Regions from separate parts of the Homo sapiens genome. Here regions 2 and 3 are each linked to region 1. The links are chromatin loops, found by intact Hi-C in ENCODE. Cell type or tissue: Caco-2. All regions are shown on one strand. Each heading gives the region's core, and the rest is flanking DNA. Links, peaks and the distances in the headings are about the cores only.

Region 1 (7,711 bases), core at 2,063-4,562:
CAATCACAGACTACTAAACTAAAAATCAACAATGGAAGAAATGCCAGGAAGAGGCCATCCCAGCATTAAGAGATACTCTTATCATCAAAGTAAACCAAATGTTCTTTCTTGCAGCCAAATAACTTTTTTTTTTTTTTTTTTTTTTGAGACAGAGTCTCACTGTATCACCCAGGCTGGAGTGCAGGGGCGTGATCTCGACTCACTGCAACCTCCGCCTCCTGGGTTCAAGTGATTCTCCTCCCTCAGCCTCCCAAGCAGCTGGGATTTCAGGCACCCGCCACCACACTCCGTTAATTTTTGTATTTTTAGTAAAGACAGGGTTCCACCATGTTGGCCAGGCTGGTCTCAAATTCCTGACCTCAGGTGATCCACCCGCCTTGGCCTCCCAAAATGTGGGGATTACAAGCATGAGTCACTGCATCTGGCCTCCAAAGAACCTTACAGCAAAAACTGAACTATATGTAGACATGCTAACACCAACCACTTATTTATGTTTTTGACATCATAAGTTTGACCATAATTATTTTGACTATCTCTCTTATTTAGATGGTACTGAGACATAAAGAAAAATAAATTTAGGCCAGGCATGGTGGCTCAGACCTGTAATCCCAGCACTCAAATGTGGGTGGATCATTTGAGGTCAGGAGTTCAAGACCAGCCTGGCCAACATGGTGAAACCCCGTCTCTACTAAAAATACAAAAATTAGCTGGGCATGGTGGCGGGCACCTGTAGTCCCAGCTACTCAGGAGGCTGAGGCAGAAGAATCGCCTGAACCCGGGAGGTGCAGGTTGCAGTAAGCCGAGATCACACCACTGCATTCCAGCCTGGGCAACAGAGTGAGACTCTACCTCAAAGAAAAAAAAAAATTAATTTGAACTCCTCCTAGATTAAGTCTCATTAATATTGTAAATGTTCTCAGATATTAGTTAATAATGAACAGAATAAGTGAAATATTATATTACCATAAAAATAAATGTTTTTGGCCCCGCAGGATAGCACATGCCTGTAGTCTCAGCTATGCTGGAGGCCGAGGCAGGAGGATTGCTTGAGCCCAGGAATTGGAGTCCAGCCTAGGCAACATAGCAAGATCCTGTCTATAAATAAGTAAATAAATAAATGTTCTTTAGGACAGATTTTGAGTATTTTTCATGTCAAAACATGCTCACCTATAGCAGGAGTCAGCAAGTTTTTCCGTAAGGGGCAGATAACTATTTCAGACTTCACAGACCACACTTCTGTCAGAACTACTCAACTCTGCTGTTGAGTATGAACACATGAAACAGTAGCACGAAAGCAGCTATTATGGGTTCAGCGTGCCCCCCCAAAATTCATATGCTGGAGTCTTAATCCCCAGTACCTCAGAATGTGACCTCGTTTTTGGAAATAGGGTGATTGCAGATATAACTAGTTAAGATGAAGTTATATAAGAGTAGAGTGGGGCCCCTCATCCAGTATGACTGATATCCTTATAAAGAGGGGGAAATGTGGACGCAGACATGCACAGTGAGAAGACAATGTGAAGAGGCATGGGGAGAAGACGGCCATCTACAAGCCAAGGAGAGAGGCCTGGAACAGATCCTTCACTCACAGCTCTCAGAACACCTCGATTGGATTTCTAGCCTCCAGAACTGTGAGACAATCCATTTCTGTTGTTGAAGCCACCCCATTTGTGGTGGTTTGTTACAGCGGCCCTAGCAAACTAGCAGCAGATATAGAAGCCACACACAGTACATAAATGTATGGGCACGGCTGTGTCCCAATAAAACTTTATTTACAAAAAAGGGCAGCTGACCAATGGGCCATAGTTTGCCAACCCCTGACCTATATAACCATTTTTAATGGCTGATTAGTGTTCTTTCGAATGGATGAATTATAGTTTATTTAAATAATTTTCTATTGGTGGGTAAAAGTTGGTTTTGATTCTTTACTATTATAAACAATGTAGTAATAAACTTATTTATGAAGAAGTCTTTCCACATACTAATTTTCTTCTTAGAAAAATTATAAAAATGGAATCCCTAGATCAATTAGCAGACATTCCAGAGACTTTTTGATAGATATTGCCAAATGTTCTTAAGAAAAGCTGTTCTATCAGCAAGGTATTAAAGTGCAATTGATGGACAAAAAAGTTGTCATTATTAACAATTTGCATTTCTTGACTGAACATTAGTATGTTATTAGTAACAATTTGCATTTCTTTATTGAAATTTTAAAAATATTTATCATCAATTTCCATTTCTTTCTTTACAAATTGCTATATCATGGCCTTTGCTTAATATTTCTTGAAGGGAAGGCATATCCATATATATTAATTTTCTTAGCATATGTACTTATATATAATTTCCTTTTACCAGTCATTGTCATAGTTTTTTCTCAGTTTCCCTTTTAATTTCATTGATGATATTTTGGGAACAATACATAGATGCTTCCATTTTTGTGTAGTCAAATCTATCATTTTCTCTTTTCCGATTTCTCCTGGTGATATATTTAAATATAAACTTCTGAACTTTTGATTCTGAGACTGCCTCCTTTACAGCCCCAAATCAGTAATAATAGTAATAGCAATAATATTTTTATTGTATAATAATTTTTTTAGTACTATTATTTATAGTACTAAAACTTTGGAGGATTTAATTCAATGAGAATTCTAATACGAGGAAATAGTTTAAAGTGAAGTTAGTCTGCAATTCACTCCTTTTGCTACCTTATTAAAAATTCAACCATCTCAGAGAGTTAAAGAGAGCATGTTTATACATTAAGGGCTTTTTTTTTTTAGTACTACATATACTCCAGTGCCCACCAATTTACTGTGGAATAATAAAAATATGCTCCCTATAAAGATTCAGACTCTTGGTTATTTAGCCTAATGGATAGGCAATGGGGAGGCAGAAATTTAATATGGATCACCACTAATCAACACAGTAAGATGCAAAGTGGGTGCATTTTGTGGAATTTTGTAAGAAAAGAGCCCTGCTAGAAATCATATCTCCAAATTAAGATTTGGAGGTAAAAGAATCTTAACCCTATTATCAAGTAAAAAAGGGTAACGTCTGAGGCACTAGAAGGCAATACTATGAAAAAGCAAAGCTTTTTATTGCAAGTCAACTAGCAAAGAGACCAGCCCAGCTCAAATTTGTCTCCCTGTGCTGGCTTCAAGGCGGTAATCTTATCAGGAAAGGATTAGGGGGTGGATTCCGGGATTAGTAGATAATTGGTGGAAGGAAAGGGGAGGTCTGGAAACTCCTCGGACATGCACAGTTATCTCTTGATAACTGCCACCTCATGAGTTGCGTGTATAAATTTCAGGGGGAGTTAGTATGAAACACATGGTGGAAACATGGGCTGTGACATCAGCAAGCCTGTTCTGTGCAAAATCCAGTTGGCCATTTTGGTTCCAACCGATTTCAGCCAGTTTTGAAATCTCACAAGCTGAGGGAGTGTCAGCATTTCAACAAATGGTTTCTTTTTATCTGCCATCCTGCAAACTCAAGAATTTCTGTTAGTCATTGGTTTCTTACTCTTTGGGGCGTAGTTTCAGTTTAAACTTTGTTTCTTTTCTTATCTGCTATCTTGTAAGCCCAAGAATTTCTGTTAGTCATTGTTTCTTTAACTCTCCGGGGGCAGTTTTAACCCCAAGCTCTCTATCCTAGTTACAGTACTAACTGGGGCACACAGGCGGCTGTCCCTTACCTCTGACATTCCTTCCAATCTTTACTCCAGAGAGAAGCAGCCCTTTGGGCATAATAATGCGTTTTTACATAAACTTTTAATTTTAGAATACATATGTTCATAGAAAAGTTTCAAGGATAGTACAGAGTTCCCATACACCCCACATCCAATTTTCTCCACTGTTAACATCTTAGATTACTATGGTATGCTTGTCACAACTAAGGAGCCAACATTGACATATTACTATTCACTAAAACCCATACTTTATTTGGATTCCATTAGTTTTTCCCCAACATCCTTTTTTTCTTTTTTCCAGGACCCCATCCAGGATACCAAGTTATATTTCATTGTCATGTTTCCTTAGGCTTCTCTCAGCTGTGACAGCTTCTCAGACTTTCCTTTTTTGATTGTCTTGACAGTTTTCAGAAGTACTGGTCAGATATTTTGAAAAATGTCTCTCAAGTGAGGTTTGTCTGGTGCGTTTCTCATGGTTAGACCAGGGTTACATGTTTTTAGAAGGAAGACCACAGAGGGAAAGTGTCATTTTCATCAACTTCATCACAAATTAAACATATCAAGGGTTGATACTATCAAACATTGCTTATCACTGATGATGTTGACCTTGACCACTTGGCTGAGGTGGTGTTTGTCAGGTTTCTCCAGAGTGAATGATTTTACTGTGAATAATTTTACCGTTTCCTTATAGTATGTACCCTTTGGAAGGAAGTCACCATGCACAGCCCATGCCCAAGGGTGGAGATTATGCTCTACTTCTTTGAGGGAGGAGTAGCCACAGAAATGATTTGGAATTCTTCTGTTTGGAATATTTGCCTCCCCCCCAAAATTTATTAATTCGATTATATATTAATATCAGTGTGGATTATGGGTATTTATTTATTTATTTATTTGAGACAGAGTCTCACTCTGTCGCCCAGGCTGGAGTGCAGTGGCACGATCTCAGCTCACTGCAAGCTCCACCTCCTGGGTTCAAGCGATTCTCCTTCCTCAGCCTCCCAAGTAGCTGGGATTACAGGCACCCACCACCACGCCCGGCTAATTTTTTGTACTTTTAGTAGAGACGGGGTTTCACTGTGTTAGCCAGGATGGTCTCGATCTCCTGACCTTGTGATCCACCTGCCTCGGCCTCCCAAAGTGCTGGGATTACAGGCATGAGCCACCGTGCCCGGCCGATTATGGATGTTTATTTTGTACTTTGGGTTATAATCCAATACTATGTTTTTATTTTCGGCTCAAATTGTCAGCTTTGGTCATTGAGAGCTCTTTCCGATGGCTTCTATGTCCTATTTGATATATACCTGCTGATTTGCTTTGTAAGCACTTCCTTACTTTCTGGCTCTGCAGGATACTCCTGGTTCATCCTGTATATTCACTGCCCGAGCCATAGAATCATCCATTTCTAGGTTTTTTAAAACTGGAGAATAGTATTTAGAAACCAAGACCTAGGCTAGGTGTGTTCATTGATGCTGGGTATCATTGTCTCTAGACCCTCCCCGTGAACATGATTAGGAAGTATATACATATATGTATGTGTATATATATGTATATATAGTAACCCTTGCATATACACAAATTATAATTACTTCTATATCTGCCTATCAGTATCTATATTAAGCCAAACATGAGTTCATACCGATGTCCTCAAGTCTAATTCAGTACCACGTGGCTCCTTTCAGCCTTTCTCTCTTGCTTGTCTGTAACCTTCTACTCCAAAAGTGACTTGGTTCCCATCATCCACCAACCATTTACCTATTTGCCCAATCCCAATATGCATGTAGAATGGTTTCAGGATAGTTAACCTGTACCTCCACGGTTAGCAACTTTATCAACTGGAGCACAGTGCTTGTACATATAGTTCCTTTTATCTTTAGTTTTATAGTTTCCCGCATTTCCAAAGTTACTTAACATCAGCATTTCTTTCTCCTGACACCTTCAGTGAAGTTATATCACACATTTGTAATATAGTTAAAGTCATGCACCACATAATGGCATTTGGTCAGTGATGGACTGCACATACAACAGTGGTCCCATAAGATTATAACAGAACTGAAAAATTCCTATTAGCTAGTGGCATCATGGCTGCCCTAATGTCATGGCAAAATTATTTTTAAAATAAATTTAGTGTAGACTAAAGGTACAGTGTTTATAAAGTACACAATAATGTACAGGCATGTCTCAGGCTTTTACATTCACCGCTCACTCACTGACTCACCCAGAGCAACTTCCTATGTACAGAAAGTGCCCTATGAAGATGTACCATTTTAACTTTTTTTGTTTTTGAGATGGAGTTTCGCTCTTGGCATCCAGGCTGGAGTGCAACGGCACGATCTCGGCTCACTGCAACCTTCACCTCCCAGGTTCAAGTGATTCTTCTGCCTCAGCCTCCCAAGTAGCTGGGATTACAGGCACCCACCGTCACACCCAGCTATTTTTGTATTTTTAGTAGAGACGGAGTTTTACCATGTTGGCCAGGCTGGTCTTGAACTCCTGACCTCAGGTGATCTGCCAGCCTCTGCCTCCCAAAGTGCTGGGATTACAGGCGTGAGCCACCACGCCCGGCCATTTCAATCTTTTATAGCATATTTTTACTGCATCTTTTCTATGTTTAGGTATGGATTAGGCACACAAATACCATCAAGTTATAATTGCCTACAGTATTCAGTATGGTAACATGCTCTAGGGGTTTATAGCCTAGGAGCAATAGGCTGTACTATCTACGTTTGTTTAATTTCACTCTATGATGTTCACACTATGATGAAACCACCTAATGACACATTTTTCAGAATGTATCCCTGTCATTAAGTGATGCATGACTGTATATTCTTTTTTGTTTTCTTTTTTTGAGACAGGGTCTCACTTTGTTGCCCAGTCTGGAGTGCAGTGGTGTGAACACAGGCTCACTGTAGCCTCAACCTCCCAAGCTCAAGCAATCCTGCCACCTCAGTCCCCCAAGTAGCTGGGACTACAGTTGTGCACCACAATGCCTGGCTAATTGTTGTATTTTTTTTGTAGAGACAGGGTATCGCTATGCTACCCAGGCTATGACTGTATATTCTTTTGTCACAATCTTCATTTCATCCTAGAACCCTGTTCTGTCGGTCGTTTTTTTCAAATTTGCATATATTATTTTGTGCTGTGGAGTCCTTTGGGTTTTGACAAATGGATGGGTTTTTTTTTGTTTGTTTGTTTTTTGTTTTTTGTGGGTTTTTTTTTTTTTTGACGGAATTTCACTCCTGTTGCCCAGGCTGGAGTACAATGTCACTATCTTGGCTCACTCTAACCTCCGCCTCCTGGGTTCAAGTGATTCTCCTGCCTCAGCCTCTTGAGCAGCTGGGATTACAGGCATCTGCCACCACGCCCAGCTAATTTTTTGTATTTTTAGTAGAGATGGGGTTTCACCATGTTGGCCAGGTTGGTCTCAAACTCCTGACCTCGTGATCCGCCCACCTTGGCCTCCCAAAGTGCTGGGATTACAGGCATGAGCCACTGCTCCCAGCCAATAGATGGTATTATTAACCACCACTACAGTACCATACAGAATAGTTTCATAGCCCTAAAAAAATATGTGCTTCACCTAGTCAGCCCTCATCCTTCTGCAAACCCACAGCAACCACTGATTTGCTCATTGTCTCTATAGTTTTGTCTTTCCAGAATGTCACAAAATGGAATAATATAGTATGCAACCTTCTCAGACTGACTTCTTTCTCTTAGCAATACGCATTTATGGCATTCCCATGTTGTTTTGTTTATTGTTTATTTCATCACTGAATAAAAAATTATAAACTTTAGTTAAACTCTGAAAAGCAGATCCTAAGACAAAAATTTGAGTGCAAGTAGTTTATTTGGGAGATAATCCCAGGAGACACTGGAGGGGGAGTTGGAAGGTGATCAAGTCAGTTGCCACTGTGTACAACTGAAGCTCACACCAAAGGCAAGCTGGGAGGGAGTAATGCCAACTCTCTAGACTTCATTGGAACATTTTGTCTAGGGGCAGTAAGCCTGGCACCTCTGCTTGCCCTAGGC
Region 2 (7,711 bases), core at 1,880-4,379, 52 kb after region 1:
TCCCCTACTCAACTGTGGCTCACTATCAAGACTGGAATGAGTTTTAGAGTCACATGGAAGAGATGAAAGCAATGTAAATTTATTATTCTTAGTAAAAAGTATTTATCTCCAAATATATTTTTAATCTGTTAAAAACCACAACTTTATCCAAAAATGTAAAACAAGTGAGGAGATGGCTGGTGGTGTTTCTAACTTGACCGTGTACACTATGGAAGCACAGGCTCACCCTGGTTTCCAGCTATAGATTGCACAGGAAATTGCATGAATCACACACTTACTCAAGACACTAGAACGGCTCCCACAGCCTCCTTGGAGGATGGCCAATAGGTTTGATCTCTTTAACTGGTAGTGACTACCCGAGGCATTGCATTAAGGAGGAGCCTGGGGCCACAACAGGCTCAGAAGAAAACAGTGTTCTGACTGCCTGGCAATGGGGAAGCCGAGGCGGGCACCATCCTGGCCAGCACATCGAGCCCACCCACTCTGCATGCTTCTGAGACCCACACCATCCCGCCATCTTTCCCACTATTCCCCAGGGCAGGCGCAGGGTAGATATTCTTGACGGCCCCTCCCTGCCAACACGTGCCAAGCTCGCTCCCACCTCCAGGCCTTCGTTCCAGATCTTGCCCCTTCCTGGAATTTCCTCCTCCAACACATCCGTAACTGCCTGTGGCACATACCTCACCTGGGACGCATGTCGTCCCATGCCTTTCCTAGTCACAACAGATGATTCTGACCTCTCCCCTTCCTGAACCCCTCTGTCCTTTCTGGACTGCATCAGACCAACTGGAACTTCATTAAATACAGTCTTACATTGCTCATCAGATACTTCCCCACCCCCTTTCTTGGCTGCCCAAATAGAAGTAAACATTAATAGCTCAAAGGAAAAGACAGTCTCTTTTCTATTCTCACAGCACTTTGCTGCCACAAAAGGACCGTCAAAACGTATTTGCTAATCAAATGACTGAGAGCTGATAGGACTAATTTCCTTCCTCCTACCCTACCCTATTTTCACTTCTAACACTAGATGCCCTTTGTCTTGGTGTATGACCTCTACTCCAGGAAGGAATTCTGGACTCCCTGGCAGCAGTCCCACCCATCCCTCCCAATGTTTCTGTAAGAGGCACCAGAGTGCTTCCGTAAGATGTTAAGAGACCATGATTCCATCCCTCAGAAGAGGCGAGAGTGCATGAGAACAGCCCCTGAGCATCTCCTGGGTTGTATTCATGGGGAGGGTAGGAGGAATCTTAGGCAGAGGCAGCCAGTGACAGCAGAGCCATCTCAAGGTCATTACCCACCACCTCTGAGAAGAAAGTTCTCCCACTTCCCAACCCAGCCCCCATCGTCACTGTTGTTGGGTAACTTCCCACTGCTACCACTTGTAAGATAAAATAAACTAGGTCTGAGGGGTCTTCTCCCATCGGCACTTCCTGATCCCTCCCTCATCCTTCTGATTCATTCGTGGCCCTAAATACACCAGTGAGAGGTGGAATTTCAAGGAAATGCCAACAGGAGACCCCTGAGCTTGAAAAGCAGTTCCATTAGAAGCCATGAAATGAAGGCCAATGTCCAAAAATGACCAGGAAAGCCTGAAAGAGTTTCAAATTGGGAAGAGTCAAAGGGGATTTGTGTAGAGCCAAGAATTCAAAATCAGGAAAACAAGATCAAGCAGAAGAAATGTAGAACTAGAACCTGCTATGCGGAATGTATGGGGTTGGAGTAATTTCTCCCAAGGAATGACTTATTATGGCAGCTATAGGTCAAGGCTGCCCATGCTTGTCAGAGGAAGTGTGAGGGAGTGATTCTTGCTTAAGGGCCAGGGTGGGATAGGATATGCTCTTCTTCCTCTGACCTTCCCTCCTTCGCGGAGGATCCTGGCCACATGGCCCTAAAGCAAATGGTTCCTGAAATACCTGCAGGTCCTCTCACAGAGGTCCCAAAGCCAGGTACCCTTAACCCCTTACCCAAGCCAAAGGCAACCAAGCACAGGCTGGATATAAGGGAGTCGAACCATCCAGAAGAGGGATCATACATTACTTCAGTTTCACAATAATTTGAGCAGAGGAAGAATTTGTTTAGGGTTGTTCAAAATAGGAAAATCTTTCACCAAGATCAGGAACCTAGAAAAAGATCCAAGCTAAATAGGGTAGCCTCATATTAATTTGAACCCAATCACATCTCTTCTCCTGGTGATTATGAATGTGGGGTGTGAAAGGGGGCAGAGAGGCCCTGGAAATGCTTTGGAAGAGATTAAAGATGAAGGGCCAATGGTGTCACTTTTGTGTTTTGTGTGTGTGTTTTTTTAAATAATTTCAACTTTTTTGTTTGTTTGTTTGTTTGTATTTTGAGACAATGTCTCGCTCTGTCACCCAGGCTGGAATGCAGTGGTGCGATCTCAGCTCACTGCAACCTCTGCCTCCTGGGTTCAAGCAATTCTCATGTGTCAGCCTCCCAAGTAGCTGGGATTACAGGCGTGTGCCACCACACCTGGCTAATTTTTGTATTTTTAGTAGAGGGGGGTTTCATCATGTTGGCCAGGCTGGTCTTGAACTCCCAACCTCAGGTAAGCTGCCCACCTCAGCCTCCCAACATGTTGGGATTACAGGTGTGAGCCACCCTGACCAGCCAATAATTTCAACTTTTATTTTAGATTCAGAGGGGTACGTGTGCAGGTTTGTTACATGGGTATGCGGGGTGACACTGAGGTTTGGGGTACAATTGATTCTGTCACCCACGTACTGAGCACAAGAGGAAGTTTTGCAACTGTCCCCCACTCCTTCCTGCCTCTGAAGCTCCCAGTGTCTGTTTCCATCTTTATGTCCGTGAGTGCCCAATGCTTACTTCCCCTTATAAGTAAGAACATGCAGTATTTGATTTTCTGTTCCTGGATTAATTTGCTTAGGATAATGGGTGACACTTTTGAATCCTGAAAGATGATGAGTCATTGTTTTCATTCTCCAGGAAGCCTGAAGGGCAAGAGAGAAGCCCAGACAGTGCAGCCTGCAGTTAGAGACCTGTACAGATGCCAGGATAGATTCTGGGACTTCCTCATTCTTCTCTACCATAAACTCCTACTGACGAAAGCAATGCTTTTCCGAGAATGACCCTTGGACCACTTGTAAAAGGATCACTTTTTAAAATGCACATACCCTTGCCTGCCTCTTCCTATTGAATCAAAATCTCTGGACCTGGTTCCTAGAACTGGAATTTTTAACAAGTGCACTATGGTTTCTTGAATTCATGAAACTTTTAAAACCACTGAGGCAAGGTTACAACCTATTTCTCTTTTTTTCTTTGCAAGACTCAACTGCCCTGTTTTTCCCACCAGACCCAGGAAAAGGACATGCAGCGTCCTGTAGGGCTCTCCAGACTTTCTGAGACAAAGCTTTCTTTTCTATTTAGACCCTAGGCCAATCTGCTGTCCTAGAATAGCACAGACCTTGAATTAGCCCCATGCCATGTGCTACTTGTTCAGAAACTTGCTGCCAGCCCCAGCTCGCACACAGACTAGGTTCTCCTGCCATCTTGACCAGGCAAGTCAGCTGGTACCCCAGATCCTGTGGATTCAATCCATTTGAGGTTCTTATTTTCTTGCAACTCTGACAATCCCTTAAATGTCCCCAACTGTGCAAGCCTAACTCCAGCATCAGCAGATGGTGGAGAGAACAGAATGGCCTGCCCCACCAGGAACTGCACACTCTCCACCCCTGGGAGCTGTGACCAGAACATTCATGGGGAGGGAGAAGAGCGGCAGGAAGGACGGGGGGTTACACCCCTGAGCACCTACTCTGTGCAAGTCCAGGACAGTCTTCTCACATTCCACTTTGCTTTCATGCCTCAAATTCAGAGGGACCATACATTACTTCAGTTTCACAATAATTTGAGCAGGGGAGATTTTGTTTAGGGTTGTTCAAGATAGGAAAATCTCTCACCAAGATCAGGAACCTAGAAAAAAATCCAAGCTAAAAATCCTGAGTGTACCTGACCGGATGCCTCTGAATGCCTTCCACTCTGGGAGTGGGGCGGACCTTTATACCATCTTCTGGAACATGCAAGAAGATGAAACACACTGAACAGGCATCTCTGCCAAGTACTTCTGCACTCAAATGCCTTAAGTGGGCTGAGCCAAGGTTGGAGGGCGAATTCCATTTCCATCCAGCAAATTCTCAAAATAGGCCAGGCAGAGCTCCTTCCAAGAATTGACAAGCTTACACAACCAAAGTGTGTTGGATGAGATCAGTTCCACCAACACACACACACCTACACACACACATCTACACACACACTCATACACACACATCTACACACACTCATATACACATACATCTACACACACACATACACATCTACACACACACACCTATACACACATCTACACACACATTTATACACACATACATCTACACACACATACACATCTACACACACATACACACACATCTACATACACATCTACACACACACTCATACACACATACATCTACACACACACATACACACACACATACAAACACATCTACATCCACACATATCTACACACACATATCTACATACTGTCCTGCTACAACCCTCAGTTAAAAATCAAATACAGTTTTCTGGGAATTACAGGAGAGCAAAGTACTTTGGGATTAGAGTAAAAGAAGGTCAAGCTCTGAATAAGGTCTGGGGTTTAGAGGTTTGGCTAACTCCCCAGAAAAGTTATATCAGCAGGCAGAATCTGGAGCAGCCAGATTGCTGACCAAGAACCGATTCCCCCACCATAGAAACGTGTCAACAAGCCGGTGCCCACTAGGTTCCCAGGCCCTATCACTTACCGACTATTCCTGTCTCACAGGAGACAGACATTCTGGGCAGAGACCCAGGCAGCAGTCTTCCCCTTCCCTCTTTCCTAAATGGGAATTTTTAATACAGTTACCCTGTTTATCTTTTGTACCTTAGGTGTGCTGGAGATGGTTAATTTAATCATTTGGCCCAGTGTGTTTACAAAATTTTTGTCAAATACATCCCCCTTTGTAATTTTTGCCATGTGTATATAATATATATAATGCATATGTATCACACATACCCTCACCTGACTGTTCCAATATTTATTATTTTTATCTAAATCAACTTTTTGTTAATCAGATTTTTTACTGAGATAACCGTAGATTCGTTTACATGCAGTTGTAAGAAACAGTACCAAGCGATTTCTCATACACTTCGCCCAGTTTCCCTAAATGGTCACATCTTGAAAAACTATGGTATAATATCACAAAGAGGACATTGTCATTGATGCATTCTATCTTATTCAGATTTCTCCAGTTTTACTTGTATGCACTTATGTATGTGAGTTAAGCTGTATACAATTTTACCACCTGTGTAGGTTCCTGTGTCCACCACCACAGAGAAGATACCAAGCAGTGCCGACACCACAGGGTCCCTTATGTTGCTCTTTCAAACCCATGCCCACTTTCCTCCCCGTCCCCCACCCCTACTTCCCCTTATGATAGGCCCTGGCAATCAGTAATCTATCCTCTATTTCTAAAATGTTATATAAATGGAACCATGCAATGTGAAACCTTTGGGACTGGCTTCATTCACTCGGCACAATTCCCCTGAAGATGCATTTCGAGCTGTGTGTATCAGCAGTTTGCCTCCTTTTAGTGCTGAGTAGTAGTCCATGGTATGGATGCACCACAGTTTGTTTAGCCATTCGTAACTGAAGGACATCTGGGCTGATCCCAGTTTAGGACTATTACAAATAACGTGTCTATGAATATTCATGTGCAGGTTTTGTGTGAACATAAGTTTTCATTTCTCCAGGATAAATGCCCGTGAATGTGATTGCCAGGCCATATGGTAACTGCACGTTTAGTTTTATAAGAAACTGCCAAACTGTTTTCCAGAGTGGCTGTGCCATTTTGCATTCACACCGGCAACGTATGGATGACTCAGTTTTTCCATATCCTCACCAGCATTAGGTGTTGTCGCTGATTTTTATTTTAGCCATTCTGATAGGTTTGATGATGATATTGAACGTCGCCTTATATCCTTCCTCACCATCTTCCTATTCTCTCAGGTGAAATGTCTGTTTATGTCTTTTGCCATTTTCAAATTTTTTCATGTAAATTTTGTGAGTTCTTTATATAGTCTACATACTAGTCCCTTATAGATATATAGTTTGCAAATATTTCCTCCTAGTCTGTAGCTTGTCTTTCATCCTCTTCACACCTCAATATTTCACAGAGCAAATATTTTTAAGTTTTTAAATTTTAAGGGTGTCTAATTTATCAGTATTTCCTTATATGAATCGTGCTTTTAATGATAAGTCTAAGAACTCTTTGCCTAACCCCAGATCTTTAAATTTATTTTCTTTTAGAAGTTTTTCTAAAAGTTTTATGGGTTAACATTTTACATTAAAGCCTGTGATTCATTTTAGACTAATTTTATATAAGGTTGAGGTTTGTTTTTGTTTTGCCTATTGATGTCCGATTACTCTATTTGTTGAAAAGGTCATTGGTTGAATTGCTTCTTCTGTTGAACTACCTTTGCATCTTTGTCAAAAAATCAATTGAGCATATTTGTGTAGATTTATTTCTGGGTTCTCTATTCTGTTCCATTGATCTATGCATCCGTCTCACTGCCAATACCATACTGTCTCGATTACTGTAGCTATATGGTAAGCCTTCATATAGAACAGAGTGATTCTTTCCATTATATTCTTCTTTGTCAATATCGTTTTAGCTATTCAGTGTCTGTGATTTTCCATATAAATTTTAGAATAGGCTTATTTATGTTTACAAAAAACCTTGCTAAGATTTGACAAAAATTTCATTTAAACCTATAACTCAATTTGAAGAGAATGAACATCTTTACTATGTTGAGACTTTCAATTCATAAACATAATATGTCTCTCCATTTATTCAACTCTTACATGACTTCTTTCATCAACATTTTGTACTTTTCAGCATACAGCTCCTATATATGTTTTGTTAAATATATGCCTAAGTATTTCATTTTCTTTGGAGCAATTGTAAAGAATATCGTGTTTTAAATTTCAGTTTCTGCATATTTATTGTTAGTATTAATATATAGAAATCTGATTGATTTTTCCACGTTGCTTTTGTATCCCACAACTTTGCTGAACCCACTTAGTATTTTTAGAACTTTTTTGGTAGATTCTTTGGGCTTTTCTGTGTAGATAATCATGTCATGTGCATAAATCAACTTTTTTAACATTTTAAAAGAAATATGATATCACTGTCATAAATGCAACACTAGTGTCAACTATCATAAAAAGAATGTAATCCTAAAAAATAAATATGATAAAGACAAAATATAATTAAACTCTAGTTAGACACACTTGTCTGCAGAGGGCCCTCAACCTTAGACTTTCTCTCTAAGGGAGAATAGCAAGTGTAAAAATAGGTCTTAAAAACTTAGTGTCATCGGGCTCACTTAGAACATTCCCCAGGACAGACCATATACTAAGCCATAAAACAAGCCTCAATAAATGTAAAATAATTAAAATCATACAAAGTATGTTTCAGATTACAATGGAATTAAATTAGAAATGATCAAAAGTCAAAATTTGGGAATTGCATATGCTATTAAATAAACAATGGGTTAGAACACGAATTAGAAAATATTTTGAGATTAGTTAAAAACAACATATCAAAACCTATGAGATGCAGCTAGAGCAGTGCTTACAGGAAAATTTATAACTATAAAT
Region 3 (7,711 bases), core at 1,880-4,379, 140 kb after region 1:
CTTTATACTCTAAATATTGAATTGCAGATGCTCTATTATACCACCGACTCAGCCTCTACTACAATGTAAATATATTTATATTCTACATAACTATACATTTATATTACATATTTACATCATGTATGTTACATAAGGAAACAGTGTGTGGGTGTGGGGGTGTGTGTGTGTGTGCACGTGTCACCTGCTACAGAGGCATGGCTGGGGTGAATCTTAAATTAAAACAGATGGAATCGCCAGCTATGCTGACAAAAAAGACTGCTATAGAATTAAACTGACCTATGAAACTGTGCTTTTTGTGGTATCTGATTGGAATTTTTATGGGCTTGACCTTGTCGCAGGGGCAGAATCTGTCATCCATGGAAAGTCATAAAGCTGAGTCACCTTGGCACACTATTCAAAACTCATTAATCGATTCTCTGCTAGACACAGAAATCTATTGATCCATTTTTTAAATTGGTACATAAAACATTTATAAGTGCAAATACATAATAAATTTTAATAGCTATTTGAAAGAGATAATACATATTTGAAAACAAAAATAACGAGTCCTTGCCCCTACCACCCAATAACATCTGAAAACACTCACACCAAAAGCTTTTCAAATGACAGGGGCAAACTTGGAAATTTACCACAAAAGAGTACTGTGCTTTTAAAATAAATTAGCATCTTCTAATACGAATTACACAAAATTTACAAAGCCAAGTTTTTTTACCACCACAATCTGAAGGCTTTCTAGAAACTGTAGGCATAACCCACTTAAGACTTCTCTTGCTTTCGGCAAATCTTATTATTAATAAACATTTGCTGAATTGACTTTGGATATTTAATGGGATATTACACACTGAGCAAATAATTACAAAATACTCCCAAGAGGAATGCCATTATTCTGATGTACAGAGTTGTCAAGGGGTTTACAAATGAACCAAACCAAATTCACATACACTGGGAAATCTCAGCTTTGCCAATCAACAAATGAAAAAAAAAGGGAGGGGAGAGGGCAGGGGCTTCCCCACAGTCACCAGAGAAAGTCCCTGCACTCCAGCATCCAGTACCCTGAGCATCATCTGGGAGGGAGGCCCAACCAACTCTGGTCCTCAAAGGTCTGGACAGGGAATAAGATCAGCAGCAAAAGTGGGCAGCGCAATTCTAGGGCAACGGTTTTAGGTTTAGGATCTAAATGCTAGAATCAAAAGGAAATGTTTTCAGGCTAGGCATGGTGGTTCACATCTGTAATCCCATCACTTTGAGAAGCTGAGGGGAGAGGATCACTTGAGGCAAGTAGTTCAATACCAGTCTGGGCAACCTAGCAAGACCCTCTAAAAAAAATTTTTAATGAAAAATTAGCCAGGCATGGTGGTGTGCACCTGTGATCCCGGCTACTCAGGAGGCTCAGGCAGGAGGGTTGTGTGAGCCCAGGAGTTCCAGACCAGCCGGGGCAACCTAGTGAGACCCCATCGCTGCAAAAATTTTAAAAATTAGCCAGGCTTGGTGGTGCATGTCTGTAGTCCCACCTACTCAGGAGGATGAGGCAGGAGGATCCCTTGTACTCAGGAGTTCAAGACTGCGGTAAGCTATTATCTCACCATGGCACTCCAATCTGGCTGACAGCAAGACTCTGCTTAAAGAAAAACATGTTTTCATATTGGCAAAGAAGATGTTACTGATTTTCTACATCAAAATGATAATGAAAGAAAAATTCCCCTTTGCCCAAGCTGATCTCAAACTCCTGGGCTCAAGCGATCCTCCCACCTCAGCCTCCCAAGTAGCTGGGATTATGGGCATGCACAACTGTGCTCAGCTTGCCCGTTTTTAAAAGGAGAAATAGGTGCTCAATACCTTAAGAGACTTTGTAGAAATCTTCCTCTTTTGTCTGACATGCCATCCAGACTGAGGAAGAGCCGGAAACTTCAGGGCCACACGAGCCACGGCCATGGCCACATCACCGAGTGCGGAAGCACCGTGGAGGCTGTGGTAATGCAGGTGGTGTGCACCACCACAGGATCAACTTTGACAAATGTCACCCAGGTTATGTGGGAAAGCTGGTGTGAGGCATTACCACTTAAAGAGGAAACAGAGCTTCAGCCCAACTGTCAACTTTGACAAACTGTGGACTATGATCCGTGAGCAGACACAGGCAAATGCTGCTAAAAACAAGACTGAGGGCCGGGCATGGTGGCTCACACCTATAATCCCTACACTTTGGGAGGCCAGGGCAGGCGGATCACTTGAGGTCAGGAGTTCGAGACCAGCCTGGCTAACATGGTGAAACCACGTCTCTACTAAAAATACAAAACTTAGGCAGGCATGGTGGCAGGCGCCTATAATCCCAGCTACTTGAGAGGCTGAGACAGGAGAATCACTTGAACCCGGGAGGCAGAGGTTGCAGTGAGCCGAGATTGCACCACTGCACTCCAGCCTGGGCGACAGAGCGAGACTCCATCTCAAAAAAAAACAAAACAACAACAACGACGACAACAAAAAACCACCGCCACCACCAAGAGGCTCCTCCCATCACTGCTGTGGTGCAACTGGGCTACTATAAAGTTCTGGGAAAGGGAAAGCTCCCAAAGCAGTCTGTCATCATGAAGGCCCAATTCTGATGAGCTGAGAAGATTAAGAATGCTGGGGGGCCTGTGTGCTGGTGGCTTGCAGCCGCAGGGAAGGAGGTTCATTAAATGCTAAATACTTTTTAAAAACAAAACCAAACAAAAAGAAATGGATATGGAAAGAATAAAACCACACACAACTTGTCTCTCACCTGGCACACAGTGCTGAGGCGCCAGAGACTCGAGTCCTTCCCCACCCCACTGCTCCCCCGCAGGGGTGGCTCCTCGGGCCCCGCTTTGTTCATCGTATCCGGGATCCTTTCTGCACCCTGCCTGCCTCTCCTTTCTGCTGTTCCTCACCTTCACTAACAATTCACCCCTCCACACCTGCAGATAGGCTCCCCAGGCTGCCAGGCTTGGCTACAGTCATCCTCTCGGCTCACCCTTAGCTCACTCACAACTTAAACTCGCAAGGTTTTGCCCATGTTCTCCTCGTTAGGTATGTAACGCTTCCTGTCCGTGTTCAGGAAAGGCAGCGGGTGTGGTGGCTTCACAACACAATCGCTGGAGTCCATAGGCCAGGAGGTAAGCACAGGTCCTGCCACTTACTGGCTGCGGGGCCCTGAGCAAGTATTTAACTTCTCCAGGCTTCCATCTCAATTGCACAATAGTGACAGGAAGAGCAACACCTCACAGGGCTGTGACAGTGCAGGGAAGGAGTTCGTCCAGTGTCAGTATATAGAGTGCGATAGATACTAGCTCTTATGTACCTGAGGACCTGAGTGCATGACCTTAGTTTAGCCTTCCTCCCTCCCTCCCTCCCTCCCTCCTCCCCGCCACCCTGCCCCCCAGCTTCCATCTCACATAACTGGACACAGGCTCCTGACTACAGGGCATGCCTCTCCCATGTAACAGAACACATTTTCTCCCCTCTTTACATTTGTATTAATAGATACTCCCCTCTTTTCAGTTGGGAGGAATTTGACCCATGCCAGCAAAATTCACTTATTTTTACCAACCAAGCCCCCCCTCCCCAGTAACCATGCCTCCTATTTTTTTTCTAGTCTCTTCTTTCTAAGAGCTACTGCATCAAATTTCAAGGATCACTAGAAAACAACGGTACAATGTCTCTGAGGGAGTCTTGAGGGAAGGATGGGCAAGGGTTTGCAGGCAACGGAGAGGCTGGCTGCAGAAGGGCTGCAGGTGGTGTCTGAGCCCAAGAACCTCATCAACAGAGCAGGGAACCAAGGCCGTGGTCCCAGCAGTCTTGTCCACACCCACCTGTGGACCGAATCCTGGAGGGAACCAGAGCCCAGGAAAATGGAATGAGGCTTGGAGTTTGGATTGGGTCTCCAGGCACAGAATACGAATGAGAATTCTAGGCCGAGCTATTAAGCAGAATGAAGGAGAACCTGGGCTTCCAGAATGCCTGTGGACACTGAAGGGTGGGACAGCTCTGGGAACAGGAAGAGCCATCTTCCAGGACACCTGTCCCTGGTCAGCCTGGAAGCAAGCAATGCTGGAGCCACACTGCAGTCAGGGGTCGTCATTTTGTCCCTCAGAACATACACCATATATGCCACATCTGCACACGTCGGATGGTTCTAACCTGGTGGGAGGAGTGACTCCCTCACAGCTCACTGTTTGGGAAGAGGAAGGATCCAGGATCTAGGATCATTTCCAATATATTGCATGTTAAGCTCAATTTATTCCTAACTTATAGACTCACAATTCCCACTGAATTAGCAATTTCTGGATTAGCTCCAATGGAAGTGATCCCACTCAAACCAAAGTGGAAAAAATAAAGATTTATAGCATGGAAAACACCCAAGTGCTGTGCGCAGTGGAAACTGTCTAACTCGCCATTCTATTTGCTTGTTTTCTACCACTGATCCAAACACATCAGCATCCAGAGCCAGGTGCCACCTGGTGAAAGCTCAGCTCATCACCATTGCTTCCCTTAACCTACCCTCAAGTTTCATTCCTTTAAGCATCCTGCAGCAACCACCAAGTGAATTCAATATAGGTCATGCTCCAGGTTATTATGCTCAGTAAGATGAGCATTAGCACAGACGATGAAAACTCACAATACACTCAGCACCCAGCAAAACTCTTGTGTGTTTACAGTGGCTCAGTCAATACTGTTGCATGAGGAAAGCAATGCATTCAGACTCCAGCCCAGGGTGTTCACGGCACCCTGCAAAGTTCAGCGCCAACCAGCTGATTCCTTCAGGGAATTTTTAAATTTGTCTGAGATGCTGTCACTTTATCATGACAGTTAAGGGGAGAAGGAAAAAGAAGTCCTTGCAGTAGCACCAAGCACTAGGGAGAGGTTGGAGACACGGCTGTGGTGGAGAGCATGGGCTCTGGTGTCAGACAAGCCTGGGTACAAGTTCCAGGACCCACCTCACTGCATGCCCACACCTAACCCGCTAACAGGGCCGTTGTGAGGACCAGAGATTGTGAACAGAGCACTGAGCATGAACTAATGTCACCACAGGGTCTAATGTATTCCAGGGGAGGATTCTGCCCTCTGCTCACCTGGCTACAGCCCTGCCCTGCTGCAGTGGGTGCAGGACTTGGGCCTCTGGGGAGGTTTCTCTGGAGACAGAGCAGACCTAGGGCTCTGATGAAACCCCTGCCCCAGGGGCCCAGCCTCATCCGGTGACCGGCCCTCTCCTTGTTGCCTGCATGCGTGTGACTCCACGTCCCCCTGGACGAAGATGGTCTGGTACCTGCATAGGCAGAGCAGAGCCCATGCTGGATGAACCCAAGAGCTCTGAGGGCATTACTAGTGACTGGTGCCCCTGGGGAGAGGAGTGGCAGAGCTGAGGGAGACGGAGGCTGGGCATCGTTTCTCGCTGCTCATCCTGTGTGTCTTCTGCATTTTGTCCTCTGCGCATGTAAATATATAAAAGAGAAAGTGAATGAAAAATGCAAGCCTACCTTTGCAAATGTGTGCACATTAAAATTTGTCTGAGTTCAATTCCTATCTGTTTGGGTGAGGAGCTTATTATCATAGATAAAAAGCAAATTCAGGCCAGGCATGGTGGCTCATGCCTGTAATCCAGGCACTTTGGGAGCTGAGGCAGGCAGATCACTTGAGGCCAGGAGTTCGAGACCAGCCTGGCCAACATGGCAAAACCCTGTCTGTACTAAAAATACAAAAATCAGCTGGGCGTGGTGCCACACGCCTGTAATCCCAGCTACTCAGGAGGCTGAGGCAGGAGAATCGTGAACCCGGAAGGCAGAGGCTGCAGTGAGCCAAGATCACACCACTGCACTCCAGCCAGGGTGATAGAGCTAGACTCTGCCTCAAAAAAAAAAAAAAAAAAAGCAAATTCCCAGAAAGGTTCTCATCTTTACATCATCACACAGGAATCACCTTGTGAGATCCACTCAGAAAGGGCAGATTCCCTCCCATACAGTTGAATCACTGGTTACCCTCATGACCACTGGCAAAGCCAGCATGGATGAATCAACAGCAGAGAGAATTTTATGTCACCTTGCACAAGTTAATTTTCTAACATAACGATTCTCTCTTTTACTTTATTCTGTCCAAGCACCTGGTAGAGGTAATAAATTATTTAATGTCCAAAAAAACAGCAAAATGGAAGAAAAGACCAAGGGAAGCTTAGGGAAGACCTGACAATGCCAAGTGGTTAAACTGCCCCAAAAATAAAAGAGCCAGCTTGTAGCTGGGCACATATCTGTAGTCCCAACTACTCGGGAAGCTAAGGCGGGACGATCACTTGAGTCCAGGAGTTCGAGACCAGCCTGATCAACACAGTGAGAACCCCCATCTCAAAAACAAAAAACTGGCTTGATATGCAGCTATGTGAAACAGCAGATATGCTGTTAAGAAGACAGAAGCCAGATGGAGCAGAGAAAGAGCATTCACTCACCCTGTGGTTCTGACTTAGCATGTAGTGAGGCTCACATGGAACTCTCAAAACTCAAGAGTTGTTGGCTACAGATCCTGCACACTCAACTCATGGGAGACGATAAACACTGAGACCTCTTCCCTCTCTCCACCAGAACAGAGCTTAAATGCAGATGCTTTCCCCCAAACTCATCACATACCATATAGGAGGAAAGAGAGAGGCTTACGGAAATGAATGCCTGCCGCCCAGCCACCCTGTGCAGAACTTCCATCTCACTGGGCATCTCACATTGACAATACAGAATGTCCCAAGCACCAAACCCTTTGATATCTTCTCTGCTGTCACTTCACACACTTTGCATTAGGAGAATGCTGGTAATCAGGAAAGAGGATTTACATATAGCATTTCAGCTTCTCCACATGCAACTAATTCTGTAACCATGTTTTCAAAAATACAGTGAGGACCGGGTGTGGTGGCTCATGCCTATAATCCCAGCACTTTGGGAGGCCAACATGGGGGAACACATGAGGTCGGGGTACAAGACCAGCCTGGCTAACACGGTGAGACCCTGTCTCTACTAAAAAAAATACAAAAATTAGCTGGGCATGGTGGCACATGCCTGTAATTCCAGCTATTTGGGAGGCTGAGACGGGAGAATTGTCTGAGCCCGAGAGGCAGAGGCTGCAGTGAGCCAAGATCATGCCACTGCACTCCAGCCCGGGCAACAGAGCAAGACTCTGTGTCAAAAAAAAAAAAAAAAGATAAGGTGAGGCTCGAAGGACTTTGTAAAATACTAAGACACTAAATGCGTATTTTAAATTTGCCCATTAAGTTTTGGGCTGCGTAAGAAATTAGTAAAAAATATTTCCAAATAACATGCAGAAGTTGTTTTTAAACTTAAAATCTCATATTTTAGCTACACCCACAGCGATGCTATAGAGAGGAGCTGGATTTCGTTGTATCTGAATGGCTCAGATTATGTTCCTTCCAAAAAAGTTATTTTATGTACGATCATTTTTTATATGAAGCATATGAAAAATCACCCAGAATCTACCACGTATTTACCACATAGACAAATGTCCATCTTTAGATCTGTCATTCAACACCATGTTATTCTTTTTATGCAACAGAATGCAGTGTGTGAGAAGTACATCAAGAGAAGAGTAAAAAAACAACCAGGGGTAAATTCATAATTCGGACACTACTGGCTCTGATTTTTCTCAAATTCAGAAATTAATTAAAATTTTAATAGAACATAGAGTCCAAAAACAGACACACATA

What was found. Hi-C counts contacts between places; a loop is a spot of excess contacts. Peaks named below come from ENCODE experiments on the same cell type or tissue, not always from the same donor. Only the 100,000 strongest peaks of a DNase experiment are listed, where the experiment ranks them.
Region 2: a loop joins it to region 1, with 6 times the contacts of the local background. A loop is called at or near these places in 6 of 110 quality-filtered maps.
Region 3: it touches region 1 in a loop (3-fold over the local background); 2 of 110 quality-filtered maps call a loop at or near these places.

Annotation. Positions count from the first base shown.
Region 1 is chr18:9,872,993-9,880,703 of GRCh38, reverse strand. It overlaps the pseudogene PIGPP4. Among named protein-coding and RNA genes, the nearest start is that of TXNDC2, 9.1 kb to the left of the region's middle. RefSeq lists a cis regulatory region at 2,978-3,795. In Caco-2, for the core only: no CTCF peak of the experiment used is centred there; DNase peaks (open chromatin) are centred at 3,273 and 3,643; H3K4me3 peaks cover 421 bases.
Region 2 is chr18:9,821,011-9,828,721 of GRCh38, reverse strand. The region is part of intron 5 of RAB31 (RAB31, member RAS oncogene family); the gene reads right to left. Among named protein-coding and RNA genes, the nearest start is that of TXNDC2, 61 kb to the left of the region's middle. In Caco-2, for the core only: no CTCF peak of the experiment used is centred there; a DNase peak (open chromatin) is centred at 3,011.
Region 3 is chr18:9,729,768-9,737,478 of GRCh38, reverse strand. The region is part of intron 1 of RAB31 (RAB31, member RAS oncogene family); the gene reads right to left. Among named protein-coding and RNA genes, the nearest start is that of RAB31, 25 kb to the right of the region's middle. RefSeq lists an enhancer at 2,378-2,877. In Caco-2, for the core only: no CTCF peak of the experiment used is centred there; a DNase peak (open chromatin) is centred at 3,148.